Linked DNA regions of Homo sapiens: all the other regions are linked to region 5. A link is a loop called in an ENCODE intact Hi-C map of the cell type or tissue named here. Cell type or tissue: heart left ventricle. All regions are shown on one strand. Region 1 overlaps SMCO4 (single-pass membrane protein with coiled-coil domains 4). Region 2 has its middle 26 kb from the start of LINC02746. Region 3 overlaps DEUP1 (deuterosome assembly protein 1). Region 4 has its middle 9.2 kb from the start of CEP295. Region 5 holds the start of SMCO4 (single-pass membrane protein with coiled-coil domains 4). Region 6 has its middle 37 kb from the start of SLC36A4.

Region 1 (4,000 bases), 62 kb before region 5:
CACCGTCAGCACTGGACATGGGCACTGGAGCAGGAGGTGCCGAGCCACCATGACCACCCCCAAAAACTAGATGTGGCTGCTGGCACAGTCTCCAGATGAACTCGCCACCCCCCAGCATTCTGCATCACCAGCTTCCATGCATGTGTGACTAGCCAAGCCCCGGCCCATATGCCCACAGCCTAGCCTTCCAATTTGTACAGCAGGAAGAGTACTTTTCAAACACAGTGACGGAGTGGGGTTGGGTATCAGGGCTATATCAAAGGCAGATGTCCATTACAATATTCTCGGAGAGTAGCATGGAGTGAGGGGTTCTTGGAAGCAGAAGAGCACTGAATACCAATGTTCCTCTAGCAGAGGGACCTATGCTGTATACTGTCTGCCCTGTTTTGTCCCAGGGTAGTGGGTGGCCTGTCATCATCTTGAGGAGGAAGATGACATTTACACCTAAGTGACCGAGGTGGTAGAATGTGAACTCAGAGTTGGGAAAGGTCTTACTGACACCATCCTGTTTTTATGAGGGATACTTAATCTCTTACCATTCCTCTCACTCCATTTAGACCCCAAAACCTTTTTTGTATCATTCAAAATCAGGCAGAGTTTCCTAAGGTATGAGATGACAAATATTATTGTGCTAGGATGGCATAATGCCAATCAAAAGCAAACATTAAGGTTCAGCAAATATTAAGGGAAGCGCCATTTGGGCAAATGTATAATTTCCTTCATGAAATAAGGAACAGAGAGAAAAAAAAAAACACCTACTATTACTTTCTTAAGGCCTGAAAGGTATAGGAACCCCTGGCTTTACCAATTCTCCTTTTCAAGTCTTCCAAAGGACTTCCAGGCAGACTTGCCTTCAAATCCAGGACCAATCACTTACAGGCTAAATGGCTTTGAGCAAGTCACTTAACTCCACTAGGCCTCCATGCCATCATCTGAACAATGAGAACAGCTTGTCTTAAAGGATGACTGTGAGAATCTGGAAAACAAATGCATCTGTACCCAGAGCTCTGCCCGCCCGCAGGGACGCGGTACAGGTGGGCTGAGACATCTCCACCCATACCCGTGGGCGGCCCAGGGACGGGTGCACTGAGCTCCTCTAAGCCTGACTGCAGCCTTGAGTGATGCCCACCTTCGCGGGACCGTGGTGAGGATGGAGTAGGAAGCTGTATAACTCAGGGCTTGGCACAGAGCGGGCGGCGAATTCGTGCTAGCTGACATACCAACACCTGGAACACACCCCAACGGCCCTGTGAGTCAGACAGACAGGCTTTATTATCCCCATCACGGAAGGGAGGAAACCAAGGAGCAAAGGGGAAAAATGTCTTGCCAACAGTCACCCAGTTTGTAAATACCCCATGGCTTCTAACAGAGCAATGGACAGCATTCCTGTTCAAAGCTGCAAATGGCAGCCTATTCTCTCCGACACGGCCTCAAAAAAATTGTTTAAAAAGAAACAAGCCATTAGCAGCACTCTGATTCGTGGCCATTTCCTTGTGGAGCTAATGGCCTGTCGGAGCCCGCTGCTGTCTCTCCCAAATTCCTCACAGGACTGGCAGGTGGCACCCCAGGCCTGGGGCTAGCCATGCCCTGGCTGGCTGGCTAGCAGTGCTGGGCCTGACTTCCCTCCTGCACTTCATGCTGCTGTCTGCATCCACCCACACAAGTGTAGTTGACATTCAAAGGCCCCAGCCTCCACAATGACCAGTTCTCAACATTTGTAAGATGCATTCAGAAGTTCCTGGAGGCATGGAAAAAAGCCTCAAGCTGCTGGGGCCAGGGCCGGTCTGGTCAGGATTTAAAGGGCAAACATGCCCGTCTGAATCCTGGGTACTTCATCAGGCTTCAGGAGGAGCAGCGTCTCTGCTCTCACTCACCTGTGAGCTGGGGCAGCAAGGGAAAGCATCTCTGAGATAACGACTGGGGAGGGGACCCTATGGTGAAAAGGGACCAACCAGGAAAAAAGCTGGGAAGAGCACCAGGCAGAGGGCAGAGTGGCCTGAGCCAGGGAGGGCATGGGCACTGGGGAAGGGCGGACTCAAGAAGCGCATTGAGTGCTCTGCATGTGAGGATGCTTCTTAGACATCGTCATGGAAATAATATCAAGGAGGCAATTGGATAAATGAGTCAGGAGCTGGGTCTGGGCTGAAGATCTGTATTTGGAAGTCATCAACTATTGGATTAAGAGAGATCATGTCCAAGGCAGGCAGAGAAAGGGCCCAGGACTGAGTCCTTTCACCCTGACAGCTACAGGGCAGGAAGGGGAAGAGCAAGCATGGGGTACTCAGAGAAAAGGAGTGAGGCAAAAGAGAACGTGCTGTCGTGGGGACCAAGACAGTCAAGAAGGTCAACTGTGAGAAGACAGAGGCATTTGTGCCAGAACATAAGCGAACGCACTGCTTCCTTCCTCGGGAATATTTGGCCAGGGAAAAACTGTCAGTGGCACGTGCTCAGTGCAGAGCTGGCTGACACTCTGCTGCAAGCCCCTCTGTCTTCCGGTAGCTTGTGATGACGGGTCTGCATGCCAGCACGCCAAACAGCACCAGGGCAGAAAACTGCTTTGAAGTTTTGTGGGAAGAATGTGTGTGGCCAAAATGGTTTTTCTTTCTTTTTCTTTAAATAATAAGCGAAACTAGAGAATGATGTTTGAGGGGTCTAATAGAATGGGAGAAAACCCTGACACTGAAAAAAGAAGAGGTCTCTGTAGGAGCAAGACAAGAAGCTGAATGGACAGACCTGCCTTCGAGAGGCAAAGGACCCTTTGAACTCAACAAGAGGAGGTAGGAAGATGGCACTGGGGGCGAGGGGTGGCTCCGTACTGTGAGGGTTGGGGGACTAAAGGCTTCTGTTTTTTTCAATGAAATAGGAGAAGGTTTCAGCTTAAAGTCTGGGAAGTTGGGAGGCAGACTCAGGGAAAGAGAAATCAAGAAGCAATCACTTTTGGAGGGTGGAAAGGCCACCACAGAGCACTGTCCATGCCCGCCTCCCTCTGGGCTAAGGATCGCCTCACCATGGCTCTGGGCCCAGGGGCTGCACCGGGCGGCCTCCTGGGCCAGGGCTGGCTCAAGCACATCTGCTAGGACCTCTGAAATGTGGGCTTGCCTAAAGGAGAAGCTGGGCCAACTGGCCTCTACTTCAAGAATCTAAGAGACATGAATGGACACTGAAGTTGGACAATCACACAGTTGTAGTCACCAGGGAAGCCAGGTGGGAGAGAGGCCTGGGGGTGGAGGGAGCACTCCAGAGAGGCCACAAGAGAAGCCTCCACACTCTCCTCCTTCTAGTCGAGTCCCCTGTGAGGCCAGCTCTACACAGGTTCCTGTCCTCAGGGTACTCCGACGTGTCTCTGTATGTGATGAACGCCTCTTTCAACTTTGGCTGGCTCCAAGGGGTCTCTGTCCCTTACACTGGAAAGAGCTCTGCCTAAAATGACTGCTCCAGTTTCACAAGGAAGAATCCAAGGCCCTGCCACTGACACAAAAGAAAGGACTGGCAGAGTCAAAGGTCAAACCCACATCTGTGACTCTGAAGCCTGGACAGTCCCCACCTTCCTGGGTGTACCCCACTTATCTTCCCGCCCTTCGCCCACTTTGTGCCCCCATCATGGTTCAGCAGCCCCTTGCAGAGAGAAATAAATGAAGCTCACACGCTCAGCCTGGCTTCTGCCCAGCAAGCAGCTCAGGCAGGATGGAAGCTGCAGCCTCCAGCTTCTCAAATGCCAGTGCCCCACGGCCTCTAGCTTCCCTAACCAGGGAAACGGAAACTTCACAAATGCCTGAGTTCTACTAATTCTAATGAAACTCCACCTGCTATGCTCCTACCCCCCACCAGCACACACCCACGGCAACCGGTCAGCATGGGGACACTCCAAATGGTCCCCAGTATGTGTGGGCAGGAGACCAGAGGCAGAGAGGAGGAAAGCAGGGACGCATTCTTCAGCACAGAATTGTTTGTGATTTTTTTTCTGTGATTAGAACTTTCCCGTCTTTTCCTACTTATGTAT
Region 2 (4,000 bases), 600 kb before region 5:
CAACCCCCACTCCTGTGTGGGGCATGGTGAAAAAGACCACTGGTTCTGGAATCAGGGAATCTGGGTTCAAATACTAGATCTTCCACTTGGGGAAGAGAAGTCATGTTGATGGAGGAGAACCTCTCTAAGCCTCTGGTTTCCTAACCAAAGAGGCCAATGATAAGGCCAGCCAACTGTGCACAGGTACTTACTGGAATACTCAACATTCTGAGCCAGCAGCTATTGTGAGTGTGTCTTATAGTAACTCATTTTATCTTCGCAACTTTCTAAGAAGGTACTATTTTCATCCTTATTTAACAGGTAAAAGAAACTGAGACACAAAGATGTTAAGTGATTTGCCCAAGGACACCCAGTTAGTGAGAGTCAAGCCTGTCTGACTTGGGTTGGTGTTCTCACCCACTCACAGCAGCTGCTCCAGGCACTAGTGAGATGTGCCACTTACTGAAGCCTGCACACCTTATGTGTGTTTAGTTATCACAATAACCCACAGCGTCATTATGACACCTCTTTCATGAATAAGGCTGTGGAAGCTCACAAAAGTTACTCCATTTGCCCAAGACCAACAGAGCCACTCTGGCAAAGCCAAGATTAACTGGCTTCCAGATCTGCTCTCTTCCTATGAAAATAAGGTAACACATGGAAAATGCTTGGTAACTTGTAAAACTCTGTATTGACAATGGTATTACCATTCTCAGTGGTCCTTACTCTCTCTAGAGCTCACAACTTTGTGTTGCTTTTACAGATAAGAAAATTGAGTTCCAGGGCAGTAAGTTAATTTGCTAGCATTCCACAGACAGAGTTGGGTTTGGAACCAGGTCTGTGCTTCTCAAAATGGAGGCTCTTAGGCCCAGGGGTAATGGATAAGGTGTTCTGCATAAAGGTGGTGTATCCTTCTACAGAATTTATTTTATTCAGATATTTGGGTAAAAATATCATTTTTATGTTAAGCATAGTGATATATTAGTGCCTCAGAATGCAACACTCATATTGGTTTTTATAGTAAAATATGAGACTTCAATTCTGCTTTTCCTCCTGCAGCATAGGACTATCTCCTCAGGTCCCTGAGATATGGATTAGCCCCTTTGGTCAGGAGGGGTACTTGGGCGGATGTTGGAGAAGCTTCTGCTACACTGGGCAGCCTCTCGCTGTGCCATGTGCCTCTGCTCCCCTCACCCACAGAGGATGCTTCTAGATGAATCCTGCCTGAACTCAGGGAGGCAGAAAAGACAGTCTCATAAGAAGTCTGTGAGTCCCTGAGAGTACTTTGCTTTTTAACCAAAAGATATAATTACTTCTCTTTACCTGATTCATTCGCCAGTTGATGAAATTGATGTATTAAAATATGTTCGCTCACTAGGTTTCTAACTTTCCCAAAATGCTTCCAGACAGACAGCTTTGTGCCCACAGCTGTGAGTGTCTTGACATTTATCTCTAGCTGGGACGCTGGGATCTAGTCTAGAGTCTGTTGTGTCTTCTTCTGTGACCTCAGGCCGGGCACATTACCTCAGTGGGCTTCAGTAACCTCACTTACAGGGGACAGGAGTTGGAGAATCACTAAGATTTCTTTCCATTTGGGCAGGTTTTGGGACCCAGGGGTTAAGTAAAGACAAGAACATGAGGTTCAGTAGCTGGGAATGTAAGTTCCCTGAGAGCAAGGCCTTTTTTGTTCATTGCCTGAAACAATGCAGGACATACAGTAGACAGTGAGTTACTATTTGTTAAATGAAATGAATAAATCTCCTCAACTTCTTGCCTGGCAGAATCAGTAAATACAAAGGAGGGGACATCCAGACAGATGACCTGAACAGAGTGGGCAGCTGGCTCACCTTTGCTCCACTCCACTCAATGCTAGCCCAGAGCCTGGCATAGGTGGCTGCTCATGGATTGAGCTTTTAAACAGCACTGAGGGTGTTCGGCAGGCAGGAGTAGGGGTGGTCTCAGTGGATTGTGGTCATTAACAGTCCTTAAGCTCCAAGAGGCCAAGGGCAAGATGAGGGAACAACATGACACTTATAGCTTCTGGCTGTGTTTGTACTGGTGGAGGTGACTATTGCTACCTGACTTAGATGTGAATAAAACTGCGGAGGATAAGGGATGAGAGGTGGAAGTGTTTTCTTATTTGTGTGTGTTGTTTTAGCCCCCTAGAGACATTGTTTTGCATTTGTAGTGTAAGCAAAGGCTCCGGAGAGCTGGTGAAAGATGCTTCCTTCCCTTCTCTCCTACCCCGACATCACTGAATGTATTTTCCCTTCTCTACCACTGGGAGTCGCAAGTGCCCACAATAATGCTCCGTTTCTTTTTAATAAAACAAACGGGAAGTATCTTTTTTGTGAAGATTTGTCCTTCACTGATGCACTGCCCTTTGGTTGATGAATATTCAGAAAAGGGGTAAGGGCAGGGGATATTGTGAAGGGTAGAACAGAGGAATAATACGGGGCAAAGCTTGGAGTCTGTTTCCAAAGAGCAAAAGAACGGATCTCCTCCCCAGGTAAGCTGTCACCTCCCAACTGTGGTGGGCATAAGTACATGGTAAAGCAAGTGTGGGGTGGGAGAACGGGATGCCCGGTGTCAACCACATCCCCTACATCTCCAGGTTAAATAGTCTCCCAAGGTGACGCCATCAGGCAGTCAAAGTCAAAAACCATGAGTTTAGGATGAGGCCATATTTTAAAGGTCCATCACTTTAAAGAAAAACATTGAGTTAGAAAAGATTTAAGAAGCCCATGTACATGGCCAAAACAGCGAGTGGCTGAAGCTTGGAAAACGTTATTTTACTGGACCTTTCTTCTCCACTGGGCTGCAAACCTCAGTGTTCATAAGCTTTGCATTCCCAATGCCTGGTGTAGCTCCCGGGCCACTGTAGACTTACAGTAAGCCCTGGAAGGAAGAAGAGAGAATGAGGAAGGAAGGGAAGAGGTAAGGAAGGAAAGAATGGAAGGTGTGCGTAGTAAGAAGGTAAATGTGGCAGATGGCCCCAATGACTCCTGCCCTCTGGTGTTCATGCCTTTGCGTGATCCCTCCGCCGGGAGGTATGGGCTGGACCTAGTGACTGCCGCCCAATAGAGACTACTTCAATAGTGATGGTATCTTACTTACCAGCTTGCAAAAAGGCTGTCACTTCTGTCTTCAGCACCTTTCTCACTCTCTTACTCTTTTGTTTTGAAGAAAGCCAGCTGTCAAGTTGTGAGCTGCCAACAACCAGGTGAGTGAGCTTGGAAGCTTGGAAGAGGGTTTTCCCCCATGTGTCTTGGGATGGCCGCAGCCCCATCCAACATCTTGATTACAGCCTTGTGAGAAACCCTGAGCCAGAGACATCAGCTAACCACACTCAGATTCTGGCCCCACAGAAACTGTGAGATAGTAAGTGTTTCTTCTTTTCAGATGCTAATTTTATGATGACAGTCTTAGGCAGCAATAGGTACCTAATACAGATTTTGGTACCTAGAAGTGATATCTAGAAATGTAGGAGTGTAGGCAGTGGATGGAACCTGGAAGGGTTTTGAAGAGAGGGTTAGAGAAAGCCTAAATTGCCACAGACTTTTTATAGAAATCTGGGTTTTGAAATCACTGCTCTTAATTATTATAACTTCCATGCATCTCAAAAAATGCAGATACTCTGCACATAGAGAAAAAACTTTAGGCAAATACTTGTGTTCCTCTTTAGCTATTGCGGGATCTGGCCAGCAGCCCGCAATGCAATGGGGCTCTCTCTTTGTTCCCAGGCAGATCAGCAGGTTGAGAAATAATAGACACACACAAGATAGTGAAAGCTGGGTCCAGGGGGGGTCACTGCCTTCTGGTCCCACGGTGCCAACGATGCACTGGATATGCCAGCATTTATTATTAAGTTTAGTGAGGAGGGGGTAGGTTAGTGAGGGATTTAGGGTCATTTGATTATGAGGTGAGATGGTCACATGGGGATGAAGTAATTCTTTAACATAACATTTGTATGTAGAAGTACAGTACATTTGTATGTAGAAGTACAGTATACAGAGATAAG
Region 3 (4,000 bases), 150 kb before region 5:
CCTAGATACTTGATGATATTAAGGAATTCTTAATCTTTACAGACATTGTAATAACATTCTGGCTACATTTAAAAAAAAGAGAGAGCCTTGTTCTTTTAAAGATATATACTGAAATGTTTAAAGGTGAAATGAAAAAAAAAATCCATTTTAAAAAAGTGCCCTGGAGAAAATTCATGTTTCTTTTGTGGCTAGCCTCTACTTAACTCTCCAGCCTTATTTCTCAGAGCAGCTAACTCCTAGCTACCCTAAACTCCTTTTAGTTCACTGAGTGTGCCATGCTTTCACTCACTGAGCTCTTTGCCTGGGATCCCTCCTCCTTCTCCTCCCTCCTCTTCCTCCTCCTCCTCCCTCCTCTTCCTCCTCCTCTTCCTCCTCCTCCGAGCCCTCCTCCTCCTCCTTCTTTCTCCTCCTCCTCCTCTGAGCCCTCCTCCTCCTCCTTCTACTTCTTTCTCCTCCTCCTCCTCCTTCTTCTTCTCTTCCTCCTTCTTTTTTTTTTTTTTTTTTGAGACAGGATCCTGCTGTGTCATTCAGGCTGGAATACAGTGGTGCAATCAGGGCCTACTGCAGCCTAGACCTCCTAGGCTTAAGGGATCCTCCCACCCCAGTGCCCCTTCCACCCGACTAACTGAGACTGAATGCACATGCCACCACACCCGGCTAATGTTTTTACTTTTCATAGAGCATCTATATGTTCTATTTTTTTCTATGCCTTTTTATTTTTTTTATTTTTATTTTTTGAGACAGGGTTTTGAGACAGGGTCTTGCTCTGTCACCCAGGCTGGAGTGCAGTGGCATGATCTCAGCCCACTATACTGCAACCTCTGCCCCCTGGGTTCCAGGCATCCTTCCCACCTCAGCTTCCCACACAAGCCACCACGCCCGGCTAGAGCATCTCTAATTGGCATTCATTCATCCTTCAGTTTTGGGTCTGATGACCCTTCCTCTGGGAATCCTATCCTGTCATCCCTAGGCTGGGTTAAACACACTGCCACTACATACTGCTGACACTAATTGCTACACTGTGTTGTAATCGTCTATTTTTCTGTTTCCCCAATGGACTATGATTTTTTTTTAGACGGATGATTATGTACTTTAAGTCTCAAGAATTAGAAACAGTAATGGTTTCTAGAAAGATGCTAAGAGGCTAGACAAAGACAGCAGTTGTAGGAATGGAGACAGAGGCAAGACTTAAAAGAGGTTGAAATAGAATGGACAGAATTCATTGCCTGACCAGGTTTGGGAGGACAAGGGTGGAGAGGAGTCAGAGACAATCCAGAGGTTTGTAACATGGAAGCTTAGCCAAGATTCAGAAAATAAGAGGCTTAAGTAAGGGAAGTGATGAGTTTTCATGAAGACATTGTTTGAAGTTTACTGTAATGTGATTCTGAGAAACAAATGTTTAGTTACAAACAGTACAGCCTATTTTAGTTTTAAAAAAGCACTGAATTTAAAGCCAAGAGTCCTAGATTCCAGTCCTAGCTTTGCCGATTATTAGCTTTATGACTTTGAGCAAATCATGTAACCATTTTAAAGCCAATTTTTTTCTCCATGAAAATGCTTGATAATACTTTCTTTACCTTCCTCTCAAAGTGGTTATCAAAGTAGTATCAGTCATAGGTGATGATTTGCATACAACAGAAAATAGAAGTGAGAAATGAAATGTTGGAATTGGAAGGAAAAAAGGTAATGAGTCATTATTATATGTATCTGTTTTTAATTTAGCATTGATCAGAAAAGGAGGGTGAAGTGGGCCCTGACAAAGTTTCAGAATAGAAGGACTGAACATGGCCAGTAAAATTTTAAGCTACTCTATAAATAAAAGGATTCAATAATATTTCCAGTCTCTATCTGCTGCAGATAAGAAGCCAACTCCAACAGGTGGAAGAGTACCATAACTCTGAGCAGGAAAGAATGAGGAATGAAATCTCTGACCTAACAGAAGAGCTTCATCAGAAGGAGATCACTATAGCAACTGTCACAAAGAAAGCTGCCCTTCTGGAAAAACAGTTAAAAATGGAATTAGAAATAAAAGAAAAAATGTTAGCAAAACAAAAGGTATGCAAGCAGGCAGAATAGCACTTGTCTAGGGCACATTCTTGCTCAGTGCCAATAGTAGCCTTCATTATTGACTAATGAAAACATTACATTTCTTGGTATTATTTCTGAGACTAGCTTCACAGAAATGCTTTGTGGTGTTACATAAAACCTTTCAGAGATAACACAAAGTGTCACCAACAAAAAGGACTAGGGAAATGACAGTGCAAGACAATTTCATTAAATCTCATCTTTCCATTTTCTTGTAACCTATATTCTGATCACCTCCCACAGTACACTCTAATCAAATATTTCTTCCTGAGTATGTTTTTCTGTATTTCTCTTCCATTAACATTTTTATCTTTAAAAAAAAGTCTCTATTCCAGCTCTTCTTCAACACTTCCTACCCCTCCCCCACACTTCATGTATTTCTTTCAGGCTTTTTACAAATGGATGTTGAAACATGAAAATTAGTTCATATTTACTGAACATGCAGTCAATGCACAGCATGGTACGTGAGGAAAAACAGCAATTGTAACATTCTTCTGTTAAAATACTACAAGTAACTTCTACATCCTTCCTTTCCTTCCTGCCTATTTATTTTTTAAATTCCCTCCATCCCTTACTCATGATCAAATGGATGGCCTACTATTGAGAGCACAGGGTTTATCTGCTTTTTTACCCCAAATCTAAAGGTTTTGAGAGCATCATTTAATAATTTTCTAGGCATATGAGGGTCACTTCACAAATAACATGACTAAAATCGTGAATTATGAAAACAGAAAAGATTTAGCCTTTGCCCAGTTGTAAGCCTTAAACCGTGATTTATTGTTGCAGTACACAGGAAAACAGCACAGATGGGATAATCTCTTTGGTTGTACCTGTATAGGCAGGGATATTTTACAGGTGTTAACAGTGATCTGGCTAGTTGGATTATGAATAATTTTTATTTTCACCTTTATATTTTTGTACGTTTTCTAGGTTTTGTCAATGAGCATAAATTGGTAATTTACAAAATTAAATCTTTTTAAGGCACGTGTTTTATACAGAAATGAGTCCTAGAGAAGTAAAAGGACAGATACCATATCCAAGTCCTGTCAAGTAGAATAAATCAGGGAAAGATAAAATAAATTGAGAGACAAAATGAAGTAGTCACTAAAAAAGATGGAATTTTGGCAGAAATATCAGAACAAAATTAAACATGAAAGTTATGTATTGCCTATTGTAAAAATTAATCAGGTGTTGAATAAATTTAATGGACAGTTACTCAAACATGCTTTTAACATGTGCTTTTTCTGGTGACAATTTGCATACAATAGAAAATAGAAACCAGAAATGGAATTTTGGGATTGTAGGACAAAACTAAATGAATCATTATTGAAAGTATATGCTTGTAGTTTAGCATTGATCAGAAAAAGACGTAAAGTGGTGCCTGCCAAAGACAGGAGAACTAAATAAGAATACCTGAATGTTATTGGTCGTACCGAAGAAGTGTTTCCCTTCATTACACTTAGAAAATATTTGTATTCACAAGACAAAATTTTAATAGAATTATGAGTTTTTATTATGAATTTTACATTTGCCTTTTATCTGCTAATTTCAGGTCTCAGATATGAAATATAAAGCTGTCAGAACTGAAAACACACATCTAAAAGGAATGATGGGAGATTTAGACCCCGGAGAATACATGGTAATATGCTGACATCATTCAATAAATTGAACAAAGAGATTACTGAATTGGTCACGATTAACCTAGACATCATTTATTGAGCACTTGCTGTGTGTTAGACATGAAGGAGTTGGGTGGTAAATTATCTTGTGCTTCAGTTGAGGTTACTTTTATCCTCAGGCTAGAACATTGGAATGTCTGGTTTTCTCCCTTGTTCTTTGGTTGGATTGGGCTCAATTCTGATCATTTCCCTCAAATATGCCAAGCATGCTATTTCCTTGCTTTTCTTCTTGCTGT
Region 4 (4,000 bases), 110 kb after region 5:
GGAAGATGAGGAGAAACAGACAAAAGGGACTGAAGAGCAGTGGCCAATAAAATAGGAGAGCCTCCTAGAAGGTGGTGTCCTGGAAGGCAAACGAATTCCAACAAGTAATGATCAGGTGTCAAGTGCGGTTCAGAGGTCAAGGAAGATGAAGTTGGAGGACAAACCAAGGGCTTGACAACATGGAGGTCATGGTGACCTTGGCAAGAACTATGTGTGGAGGAATGTGGACAAAACCTGATGGAGTGGGTTTAGGAGAAGCAAGAAAAGATGATGCAAGGCTGATAAGAATAAACAACTCTGTCAAGCATTCCAGGTGTCTAAGGAAACAAGAAAATGGGCTGGAGTTGGAGGTGGAGTGATATCAAAGAAAAAAATTTTTTTTAAAAGATGTAGTCTCATTCTGTTGCCCAGGCTGGAGTGCAGTGGCGCAGTCTCGGCTCACTGCAATCTCTGCCTCCTGGGGTCAAGCAATTCTCCTGCCTCAGCCTCCCAGGTAGCTGGAATTACAGGCATGCACAACCACACAGCTAATTTTTGTGTTTTTTTTAGTAGGGATGGGATTTCACCATGTTGGCCAGGCTGGTCTCAAACTCCTGGCCTCAAATGATCTGCTCGCCTCAGCCTCCCAAAGTGTTGGGATTACAGGTGTGAGCTACTATGCCCGGCCCAAAGAAGATTTTTTTTAACGAGATGGGCGTTATTATCTCATATCTGTTTGCTAAAGAAACAGTATAGCACAGAGAGGAAAAATGGCAAAGGAAAAACAGGGACAACTGTTTGATTAAGGGAGATAGGATGAGATCTAATAAATAAAAGAGAAGATACCTTGGAAAGAAGCAAACACAAAGAATTTATTACACAATTGTTTATAGTGGTAAAAAACCTGAAAATTAATAAAAAGTTTATCAGCAGGTACTGGGTAAGCAATTTAAGGGGTTTAAGTACAAAACAACAAAACATAATCATTAAAACTGTTAGTGAAGATTCTATATTTATTTACATGGTAATGCATGCACAATAAAAAGCAAAACGAAACAAAACAAAAACCAGCATAGTCAAGTCCTGACTAAAAATGATTAAAAGTGCTTTATCTACATAAGATTCGAAGATAGTTTCTGCTTTCTTCTTTATGATATTCCATATTATTTTTTACAATAGACACATATAATATGCTTAAAACTCTTTTCTCTCCTTAGAGCCACTGCCTAAGGCAGGCAGTGCCTCTCGCTGAAGCTCTGTTAGAGGCTTTGAATGGTGACTTAATATCAAGTCCTTTCAAGACTTCCTCCTTAACCTATCTACCACTCCCCACAAACAGCAATACAAATCCCAACTCTGCCACGTATTAGCTGCTTGCTTTCGAGCAATGTATTTAACCTTCACAAGCCTATTCCTTCACCCGTAAAATAATGATTTGAAAAATCTGCCTCAGAAGATTGCTGTGTGGGTCAAGGAAGACAATGTAGGTAAAGTGCCTAGCACAGTGCCTGGCACGTAACAGGTACTGAATACCAGGCTGTTGTTACCTGGGTGTGCTACCCTCGTGCACTAACACATTTCGAGAGGATGACAATGGGGGACCCTGCTCTTGCCAGTAGCAATGCTGCTGCCTTTGCTTTTTCCTATTTCTGGTGATGCTGTTCTCCTCTTGTCTGATGCAGGGGAATTTGTGAGAATAGGAAAAGAAAAAATTTCTGAGTCTTCTCACTCGCCCACAAATATTCCAAAATTTGGCTAATCCGCCCCCTAGTGGCAGACATTATAATTTCTGTCACTTTTTTTCCAACTGGAATTGCAAGAAAATACCCATAAAGGATTCATTTGAGATATTTGCCGCATCTCCTACTACCGGCCTTGTCACTACCATGTAAAGGCAGGACAGTGCCTAAACTGGCCCATTGCTTGCTTCCTTATGTTAAGGCTTTGAATGTCTTTCTTAAAATGCAAACATGCGCCTAGGAAGAGTAGTCTAACTGAATCCTTCAGCCTGAACTAGCTAGCCTGAAGGACGAGATGCAGAGTAGATGAGGGTCAGGAGAGGCCATGAGAGGCTAGCCATAAAGGTGAGTCATCAAGGGGGCCTGTGGCTATCTCAGGGGTGAGGAGCAGAAGGCACAGGTGCCAAAAATGCTTTCCCTGCTCCCTCAAAAATCATAAATGTTTATCTAGGAGTCATACCTTAGAACAGAGATGGATGTCATAAAACTAGAACATAGCTTTTTTTTTTTTTTTTTTTGAGACAGGGTCTCAAAAAGTTGCCGTGCAGTGGCGTGATCATGGCTCACTTCAGCATCTATCTCCTGGGCTCCAGTGATCCTCCCGTCTCAGCCTCTTGAGTAATTGGGACCACAGGCACATGCCACCACACCCAGCTAATTTTTTTTTTATTGTTAGTAGAGATAAGGTTTCACTATGTTGCCCAGGCGGGTCTCAAACTCCTGAGCTCAAGTGATCTGCCTGCCTTGGCTTCCCAAAGTGCTGGGATTACAGATGTGAGCCACTATGCCTGGCCTGGAACCTACCGTTCTTGAAGGAAAGGAATGCAAAATTTCCTAGCCCAAAAGGTGACTCTTTTTAACATGTTAGTATGCATTTGTGCTGGCAAAAAGACCCTTAGATTTTGAGTCAAAAGACCAGGGATTGAGTGCTCCTCTTGTGGTTGACAAGATGAGTAATAACAGGCAAGCTATTTAGCCTTTCTGAGCGTGAATTTTGTCATCTGTAGAATGGGCATGATGGTGGTAATTCTGCTCTCAGTGAAATGTGTATGGTTTTGTTTGTTATTTAGGTCTTCCTGAGATTGGCGTGCCGTGACTAGGGTTGAAGGTGAAAGAGGGACATTTACTGAAAAGGTACACACCTCTTCTGACCTGGGCCTGGCGGCTTGATGACATTAGATTGTGAAGCCCTTAGCTCTTTAATAAAGCTGAGGAGAGAATGTGCAGGATGCATAGATCCCTATCAGAGAGCTTGGGGAAAATCCCAAAAGTGAAATCCCAATAGTGAAGTCTTAGGAGCAAAGATGGGAGGGTAGAGAAAAAGAAAGTGGGGGAAAAGGCAGGGGCAGAATAGAAGCTTGAAACTTGCTAAGTATTACTGGAGATGAGATTTCAAAGAAGTAGGATAAGGGCTTTATCTAACGGAGAAAGGTCAACATGAGCCCAAATGTGGAACCCACAGACATGGTGTGAGGGAGATGGAACATGCTGGAGGGGCCTCCGGGAGCTCCAGAAAAGGTGATTCTGTAATGGGTGGTGCATGACTGAAATGGTGATAAGACCATATGCAACAGATCTGACTTCAGAATTGGGTCATCAGGTGCCACTCAATAGGAACAAGTCAAGTAAAAGAGGGTACACCAGGCACAAAGTTTAATCACACCAGACATATAGTGGAAAAGGCCTCCCTACTAGCCAATGAATTAAAGCCCAGAATTATTTTTTAAGCTAGATCATACTACAATAATCAGGACATGGATCTGAAAAACAGTCTATTATTTGTGAGTACATACATTCTTTCATTTGTTCATCAGATATTTATTGAGGATTACCTATTGTTCTAGCCCCGTAGAGATGCGGTTTCCTTCAAGGTAGAAGGTGTGATTAAAGTTTAGCAGAGAAAGTTCAGGATACCTACAGATCACAGCTGGCTAGAAGAGAAACACATATAGCATAGACCATTGTTCACACAAGAACTCAGTAAATATTTATTGAGTGATATGTTTTGGCTCTGCATCCCCACCCAAATCTCACCTCGAATTGTAATCCCCACATGTTGAGGGAGGGACCTGCAATTCCCATGTGTCGAAGGAGGGACGTGACTGGATCATGGGGGTGGTTTTTCCCATGCTGTGCTCATGATAGTGAGTGAGTTATGGTTTTATAAATGTTTGGAAGTTCCTCCTTCGTGCTTCTCTCTCTCTTCTGCTACCCATGTAAGACTTGCCTGCTTCCCCTTCCACCATGATTATAAGTTTCCTGAGGTCTCCCCAGCCATGCAG
Region 5 (4,000 bases):
TTTATAAGAACAGGCTAAGGCTTATTTTCTGTGGCTGATCCAGCCTTACAAGAAAAAAGATTTCACTGTGTCCCTCAGAAACCTACTCCTGTCTACATCACACTGTCGAGCTCTCTCTTTATACCCCATGTGACAGATAAGAAAACAGAAGTCCAGAGAGAGCAAGTGACTCATCCAAGGTCAAACTTCTTGCTAACACATCTAGGACGAGAATAAGGGCTCAAGAAGCCCACTATGGGTCTCTTGCCGTATCACTGCTGCAAATGACCAGGCATACTGGTGTCTTGAATACAAAGTTTATTTGTAAAGGGGAAAAAAAAAAAGCCAACATGAGTCATCTGCATTGTCAACGGGCTCCACACAGGTTGTTCTAATAAAGCATCCAGCACCTCCAGAACCACTTGTTTCTGAAAGCACCAACCTACGCAGACACTAGCAGGCCATGTCTTCCACCCTTGCCACCCTCGAGGCTGTGAGCAGATGCGCTGTTGGGCTCTGGGGATCTAGAGGTGTCACTTAAAGAGCAAGGGAGCCTGGAGCTTGGCAGTACTGACTGGATGAGTGGATGGGTGGGTGTATGAGGACATGGGAGTGTTTTCTGACAGCTCCCGGAGATAGTTATGATATCATGCAGCCTAATCCCACTCATCTTGGAACACCCCAAACATCTCATCCGCTCAGCTGTCCCTCCTCAACTTCCTCAGGGCAAAAGCACTGCAGTCTGAGGTGAATCTGGCCGCTGGGGAGGGGCGGTAGTCGGCCCCAGCAGCAGAGGAAGCAACGCTCAGCTCCCTCCTCCACCCACCCCGTACAGGAACTCCCCACTGGGTCTTCAGATGCCAGAGGCGTACCCAGCTCGGAGCCTGCCCCGGGTCTCAGGGTCGGTCCCGAAAGAACGGGGGAGGAGGAAGGCTCTATCCCGCCCCCGCCTCACCTCTACTCCCCGACCCCCAGGCGCCGACCCTTCTCACCCGCAAGGTCCGCCGCCGGACTCTTGTCCACTCCCAGAGACCCTGAGCGCACCCCTTTCTCGGCGTCCTCAAAGGACCCGCGTTTCCCACCTTCCCATACGGGGCCCTCCCGGCCGCCCCGGCCCAAGCCCTTTGCACTGCGTCCCCCGGCCCCTGAGTCCGCCCCGCACCCGCACTTCCCGCCCGGCCCCGCGGGCTCGCGGTCCGCCCCAACTTTTCCCAGCCCCCGCCCCGCAGCAACCGGGATGCAGCGTCTCGAGCCGCGACGGGCAGGCGAGCTCGAGTCCCTCGGGCCCCCAACCCCGCCCGCACGAGTTGCGCTCGGGACCCGCCGGGCGCCCAGGCCTGGGTCAGCAGCACTGCGCGGAGGCGGAGCCGGCGTGGCGGGAACCGTACTGTCCCGGCGCCGCACCCCCGCCCGGTGCCCGGTGCCCCGTGCCCCGCGCCCGCCCGCCGGCTCGCCCGCCCCGCCGCCGCCGCCGCCGCGCCGCTCCCAGCCCACCTGCCCGCGGGCGCCGCCGCCGCCGCCGCCACCACTGCCGGGAATACGTGGCAGTGGCCGCCGCCGCTTGCGCTCCCCGCCTCGCCTCTCCTCTCGGCGCCCGCGCGGGCGACTCTGGCGCGCCAGACCGCAGCGCCAGGCGCCCTCTGCCGCCGGGAAGCCGAATCCTCCCGTCCTAACCCTAACTCGCTGGCTGCCCCCGCCCGGGCCTCGGCTCCCGCCCCCTCTTCCCCGTTCCCGGCTCAGACTGTCGCTTCCGAGCGACCTGGGTTCTCGCCCGGCCTGCTGCTGCCGCTGCCTCCAGGAAGTTCGCCCTGACCACCTCTGCAGGCTCAGCGCGCTTCCTCCGGCTCCCGCGCAGCGGGTGCTTAAGTCACCCCCTTGTTGATATATTTCCTGCTTCTTTGAACGCCTCGCCCGTGAGATAGCAGAATCGGAAAGGGGATAGTTGGAGGCAAACGCCATGTCTGTTGTGTTCACCATTCTCTCCTCCAGGGCAAGGTTAGCGCCCTGTCTGGAATACTGAAGTGCGCAATAAATACTTGTGAAGAGAGCAAACGAGTAGATGAATGAGTTGAGACTTTTACCGCTGTCTACCCAAGTAGGCTTTGAAACCTCAAGCGGACAGAGATCCTGACCTGGATTTGTTTTTTGTAACTTACACGTGCATATGTGTGCGCAGCTCAGCATAAATAAATGAGATTCACAATTCCCCACCTCGGACCAGCGCCAAATCCGCAAGAGGCCCACGGCTAAATGTTATTCAGGGCTTTTGGTCAAACACGTTTAGGTTTGAGATCTACCTCTTAAAAGCTGGGCAATCGCGGGAAAGCTCATCTCCCTGGCCCACAGTGAACACGTCTATAAATTAAGAATAATAAAACCTACTTCACAGAGTTGTGAGAATTAATTGAGATGGTGCACTATAAAGTTCTTTACGCAGCCCCGATGTGTGCGGTGGTATGTAAATGGTAGTTATTGTTGTATTACTACTGATGCAGTAGGTGATTTTAAAAACTATCTTCGAAATGTAAAATATTGACTACCTTTTCACCTTAAAACCTTTATATGTGTGGTATTGTCACCTGCTCAGCAAGGCCAGCCCGGGGAGCAAGGCCACTCCTGTAACCTCTTCCCCTCCACCGGTAAAAATATAACAAGTCTTGGGGTTTTTTTGTTCTGTTTTGAAGAATTGTGGAACCCACTCTTCTGCAGGTTTTCCACCTGGATTTCTGTGGCCAATCTCTTAATTAACAAGTTTTTATTTTAGGGATGTCAAAGACAGGGAGCCCTTTGAAAGCACCTGCAGTCTACTGGCTCTTCCTGTTTTCTTCCTGACCCTCTCTCAAACAACTTAAGGCTTTTTTTTTCATTTTTACAGGAAGTGTCCTTCCTGCTGCGTACAAAAGGCAGCAATGCAGTAGAGTGGGATCAGAGGGGATTGGGCTGCATACACCTTGGGCTTTCTGCACCTCAGTCCCCTCAACGGTAAACTGTGGAGAATAAGACCTTGTCACATTGGGAGATCATTCATGATCCGGTCTGTGAAGGAAATAAGGAAATACCTGAAACACAAAGATATTTAATAAAAGGCAACTATTGATCAGTTTATTTAGCATGTATTTAAGGAGCATCTTTTTAGTGTTCTATGCGCTGAAAGAATGAGGGGAACACGCGTGTGTGAGGTAAGTTTCCTACCTTCAAAGGAGTTTGAGCTGTAGCTCCACACTAGGGCAGAGGGATTGGGAGCATATGGGATGCAGCTAAATATGAAATTAGCAAGCCTCAAGGTTTAAATTGGGGCAGTGGTACTGCCGTGTGAATTGCTTTAATTCATTATCATTGTAAATGCCATTTTCCTCTAAATATTATGTACACAACTTCCCAAGGCCACTGCTAAAAATTAATGAATAATTTTATGAGGCAAGCAGAGCCACTGATGTAGGACTCAGTCCCTTAATAAGGTGACTCCACATGCTCCCTTATAGTAGTAATAACATAGATATTGTGTCTGTGAAAGTGCCATCCTTGGCTGGGCGTGGTGGCTTACCCCTGTAATCCCTGCACTTTGGGAGGCCGAGGTGGGTGGATCACCTGAGGTCAGGAGTTCGGGATCAACCTGGCCAACACGATGAACCCCGTCTCTACTGAAAATACAAAAACTAGCTGGGCGTGGTGGCAGGCACCTATAATCCCAGCTACTTGGGAGGCCTGAGGCAGGAGAATCACCTGAACCCAGAAGGCGGAGGTTGTAGTGAGCTGAGATCATGCCACTGCACTCCAGCCTGGGCAACAAGAGTGAAACTCTGTCTCAAAAAAAAAAAAAAAAAAAAAGAGAGAGAGAGAGAAAAGAAAAAGAAAGTGTCATCCTTTATAGGTTAGAGTTGTGTATCTTGCAATGCAAGTCTCAGAGGAAAAGTTTACACATTTTACACTAATGGCTTCTAATGAATCACCCCTACTGAGTTGTCCTTCTGTAGCTCCCTCCCACGTTGACCCTGGAGTTGGCCTTGTGACTTCCTTTAGC
Region 6 (4,000 bases), 310 kb before region 5:
AAAAGCTGAACATTTTGCTGGGGATTCTGAGCATTGCCTGATTGAGAATTGTATAAAATATTGGATTGAATGGAGTTTAATGACATTGGACATTAGTTAATTTTCCCACTAGCAGTTGAGGGTTCATGAGGACAAGAGTATAACAACAATATTAAACATTTTCTTTTTTCCTGTGTTCTTAACGAGAGTTTAATGTTGCCACATACACACTGTATTAGTCCACTCTCGCACTGCTATAAAGAACTATCTGAGACTGGGGAATTTATGAAGAAAAGATATTTAATTGACTCACAGTTCCACAGGCTGTACAGGAGGCATGGCTGGGGAGGCCTCAGGATACTTACAATTATGGCAGAAAGCACCTTCTTCACATGGTGGCAGAAGAGAAAAAGAGTGAAGGGGGAAGTGCTACACACTTTCAAACAACCAGATATCTTGAGAATTCACTCACTATCATGAGAACAGCAAGGGAACATCTGCCCCCATGATTCAATCACCTCCCACCAGGTCCCTCACCCAATATTGGGAATTACAACTGGACATGAGATTTGGGTGGGGACAGAGCCAAACCATATCACACACACATAGTTATTCATATGATTAGTTTTAAAATTCCTACCTTCCTCATTAGACTGTAAACTCCTAAGTGCAGGGACTGCCATTTTACTCCCTGCTCTAGCCCCAGTGCAGGAAAGCAGGGATATATCTGCCTTAATATCCGTGGTATCTCCAGCACTGAGAACAGTTCCTGGCATATTGTAGGCACTCAATCAATATTTTTGATGTTGAATTTTGCTCATAACTGCTTTTTGAATGAATTAATCAGTGAAAGAAATGAGACAATCAAGTGAAAGGAATACTAGTCAGTGGTTTCCCTGGATTAACAACGAGAGACAGTGAGGATTTCACAACATAAAAGTACATTTCTATGGAATCATTATTTTATACATTTCCAGACATATTGGACATAATAATACTTTACACGTGTGTAGTGCTTGCAGGTTCACAAAGGGCATTCCGCATATTGTACCATTTGATTCTTCAACAGCCCTGTAAGATAGGTCAGGTATATTAATATTTATTTTGTAGATCAGCTAACTGAGGTTCAAAGAGATTAATCAACTAACCAAAGGTGTAACGCATAGGAATCAGCAAACCCAGGGTTATAATCTAGATTTTCTTGCCCCCAGTTCATTGAGCCACACAGTAACAGCCAGACAGAAGTTTGGGGGACTGGCTAGGAGACAAGTGAGGAAGGTGCCCTGGGTGCTAGTTCATTATTCCCTTCCAGGATGCTGATCAGAATTCACCAGCATTTAAAGCTCCCTGGAGAGAAGTAGGGTCACTAAAGAGGGGAATATTTCAGCTAAAGCATTTCCCTCCTGTGCTGAGGTGAGTGTGCAGGCTTCATGCTTACCCCAGGGGGTCATGCTTACCCCAGGTGGCTCTTCCAGGGCAATGGGAGGGGTGGGGTAGGAACTGGATTCCTCCTCTCCAACCCACACACAAGGAAAAGAATGTGACTCAATTCCTCTGTGTCCCCAAAATTGTGCCATGAAAGTGAGGTTCGGTTTCCTTAGCCAGCCTGCACTTTTAAGAGAAGACTTCATGCCCTTACTTTGCAGTAGGGACTGAGGGCTGCCTGAGCAAGGACTGTGACAGCGTTGAGAGACCTTTCCTTCAAAGAGGAGGCTGCATTGCTAGTGCTTTCACCAGCCTGAAGCTGAGAACCAAAGCGGACATCAGTGTCCTGTCCAATCCTGGCACTACCCAGACTGCCCTCAGAGTGGCAGTGTAGCCTTAATTAGCGGATGCTCAGCAACTGGCTGCCTGGAGGACACAGTAGTGACACTGCTTAACTAGAATGCAGCATCCAGCCTGCACCCTTTACAGATGAACACTGGCATTTCTACTATATAATGCAATTAGGTCTCCCATCATTCATCATTTATTCATTCTTTCAATTTTTGTGTCACTTAGCAGCTATGCATTGAAAGCCTACTAAGTGTAGGAGCTCTACCAGAGGTGCTGAGGATACAAAGATTTTTTTTTTTTTAATAATTTACATGATGCTGTAAGACCTCTGGGAGCTCAATGCTTAGTGAGAGAGAGATTTGAAAATAGCAAATACTATGTAACTGGGGTAAGTGCTTAGCATAGCAGTGGTGGGAAGGAAGTGTTGTGCGATGCAGGACAGAATCCTTCAGGTCTCAGCTTAACTGTGACTTCTGCAGGGATGCTGTCTTTGTCTCCTAGACTAGGTTATGTAACCTCTTTTTTTCTGGTGTCTCAGATCCCTGTCTTTCTCCTGTTCTAACACTCAGCACTCTGTCTGGTTATTCCTTGTTTAATTGTCTATCTGTCCATTATAGATGTAACAAGCTACTCAAAAACAAGATCCATTTCTTTATTATTCTCCCCTATATCCCCAACACCTACTAGAAAGTCTGGCTCATAGTAAGTGCTCAATAAATGCTTGTTGAATGAAGATTAACAGATGTACAATCATTCCATGACATCTCAAGTATAAGAAACATTGTATGTCTTTATTTTTCTATATCAAATCAAATCTTAATTTGCCAAGATTAGTGACAATTCCAATATTCGCTTTTTAAATTTGCTTCCATCTCCTATGGATCATACTAAAATCCCAGTAGGTAAGCAGTTGAGGAAAATGGAAGTGAAAGGTCTCTGTCCCTTACATCTGCCTCTTGGGAAGCACAGGCTGAGATCTAGTCTATTGCTACCAGTCAGGCTTCTTGCGCCAGGCGGGTTATAGTTATACCTCTCACAGCAATCGCTCTACCCCTACGAGCACCACCACCCTCATCTAAGTTGTGTCCTCTTGTGATGCTTGCAAGCGGTGCACAGGTGCAAAGTGAGACCCAGAACACACTGAACATCCCAGCCTTCCCAGTCCCTGGGAAGTCACCTCCAGGATGGGGCCACTCCCCACTTTCCCACCAAGCATCATCCTCCTTCCCCTTGGAAAACTGTCCAAAGCACCTTGGTGGCTCTCCTTGCTATTATCTTGGAAGGAGGAGGTAAAGACACTTTCCAAGTTAATACTGATAAATTCACAGCTTTGAAAAGACAATATATCATTTAATTCTCAACAACTCTCCCTGTTACTACATAAATGAATATGTTATTTTGTGGAGGAATCTTTTAAAGGACATTCCATCTCCCTGTTAGAGGTAATGGAACTTCATACATCAACGAGCATCCATTATTTCTGAGCTAGTAACTTCCTTTGAGTCCCAGAAAAGAATACCTATGTGCTTGTGAGAATTAATGGAGATAATGTCTGACTGCACTTTCAGAACTAGAAGTACTACACAAACGTAGAGTATTGTTGTCATCAGCTAGTGATTTCTATATTCTGCAGCCAGCAGAGAGACGACATGATAAATGACCTCCTTGGGGTCTGTTCCAATTATCCCATGACAGCTTTCCCCCCCTCCCCCCAAACGGTCCTTCAGCCATCCATTATTCTAGAATGCTTTTAACTCCCTAAAAAATCCATGTGTCACTGTTGCTTTCTCTTTCTCTCTTTCTTACTGATTCCTAATTCAAACCTGAGACTGAGGTACTCAAGCCCAAACCACTTGTAAGGGGAATAGACTTTACTGGTCCCTTTTAATTCTAAAATTCCTTGACTTCTCAAAGCTCCTATATGTGAATGAAAGCAAATCCGTTGTCTCTCCTCTTTTCATTCATTCACTCATTTGGATAATATTTATTTAGCACCTATTCTGTGTAAGGCACCATTCTATGCATTTCTCATGTTTATAATTGCCTACACACACACCTATTTGACATTTCTACTAACGCCTGAAATTTAGCACAGTGTTTGAGCTTGCAGTGCTCTCCCACAACCACCACTGTCAATTCTTCCCTCCGAGCCCCACCTACTGGCTACTTCATGTTTTTCTCTGCTTTATCTTGGTGTCCTTGGATGCCTTACCGCTAGTGTGTCTCCACTTCTATGTCAAGGTTC

The links. Peaks named below come from ENCODE experiments on the same cell type or tissue, not always from the same donor. Only the 100,000 strongest peaks of a DNase experiment are listed, where the experiment ranks them.
Region 1: it touches region 5 in a loop (5-fold over the local background); 27 of 110 quality-filtered maps call a loop at or near these places.
Region 2: a loop joins it to region 5, with 5 times the contacts of the local background. A loop is called at or near these places in 9 of 110 quality-filtered maps.
Region 3: it touches region 5 in a loop (1.9-fold over the local background); 10 of 110 quality-filtered maps call a loop at or near these places.
Region 4: a loop joins it to region 5, with 6 times the contacts of the local background. A loop is called at or near these places in 69 of 110 quality-filtered maps.
Region 6: it touches region 5 in a loop (10-fold over the local background); 98 of 110 quality-filtered maps call a loop at or near these places.

The regions. Positions count from the first base shown.
Region 1 is chr11:93,480,302-93,484,301 of GRCh38, forward strand. The region is part of intron 2 of SMCO4 (single-pass membrane protein with coiled-coil domains 4); the gene reads right to left. Among named protein-coding and RNA genes, the nearest start is that of SMCO4, 61 kb to the right of the region's middle. In heart left ventricle, a CTCF peak has its summit at 1,556; no DNase peak of the experiment used is centred here.
Region 2 is chr11:92,939,904-92,943,903 of GRCh38, forward strand. No RefSeq gene overlaps it. Among named protein-coding and RNA genes, the nearest start is that of LINC02746, 26 kb to the left of the region's middle. In heart left ventricle, a CTCF peak has its summit at 2,256; no DNase peak of the experiment used is centred here; H3K27me3 peaks cover 948 bases.
Region 3 is chr11:93,392,602-93,396,601 of GRCh38, forward strand. It overlaps DEUP1 (deuterosome assembly protein 1), which reads left to right. Exons shown (of 14, transcript NM_181645.4): 10 at 1,858-2,055; 11 at 3,638-3,724. Among named protein-coding and RNA genes, the nearest start is that of DEUP1, 64 kb to the left of the region's middle. In heart left ventricle, no CTCF peak of the experiment used is centred here; no DNase peak of the experiment used is centred here.
Region 4 is chr11:93,650,514-93,654,513 of GRCh38, forward strand. No RefSeq gene overlaps it. Among named protein-coding and RNA genes, the nearest start is that of CEP295, 9.2 kb to the right of the region's middle. In heart left ventricle, a CTCF peak has its summit at 1,748 (motif pointing left); no DNase peak of the experiment used is centred here; H3K27me3 peaks cover 1,490 bases.
Region 5 is chr11:93,541,803-93,545,802 of GRCh38, forward strand. It overlaps SMCO4 (single-pass membrane protein with coiled-coil domains 4), which reads right to left and starts at 1,589. Exons shown (of 3, transcript NM_020179.3): 1 at 1,474-1,589. RefSeq lists silencers at 1,080-1,319, 1,450-1,499, 1,660-1,789. In heart left ventricle, a CTCF peak has its summit at 1,656 (motif pointing left); DNase peaks (open chromatin) are centred at 869, 1,219 and 1,639; H3K4me3 peaks cover 2,262 bases; H3K27ac peaks cover 1,867 bases.
Region 6 is chr11:93,233,013-93,237,012 of GRCh38, forward strand. No RefSeq gene overlaps it. Among named protein-coding and RNA genes, the nearest start is that of SLC36A4, 37 kb to the left of the region's middle. In heart left ventricle, CTCF peaks have their summits at 1,779 and 3,927 (motif pointing left); a DNase peak (open chromatin) is centred at 1,779.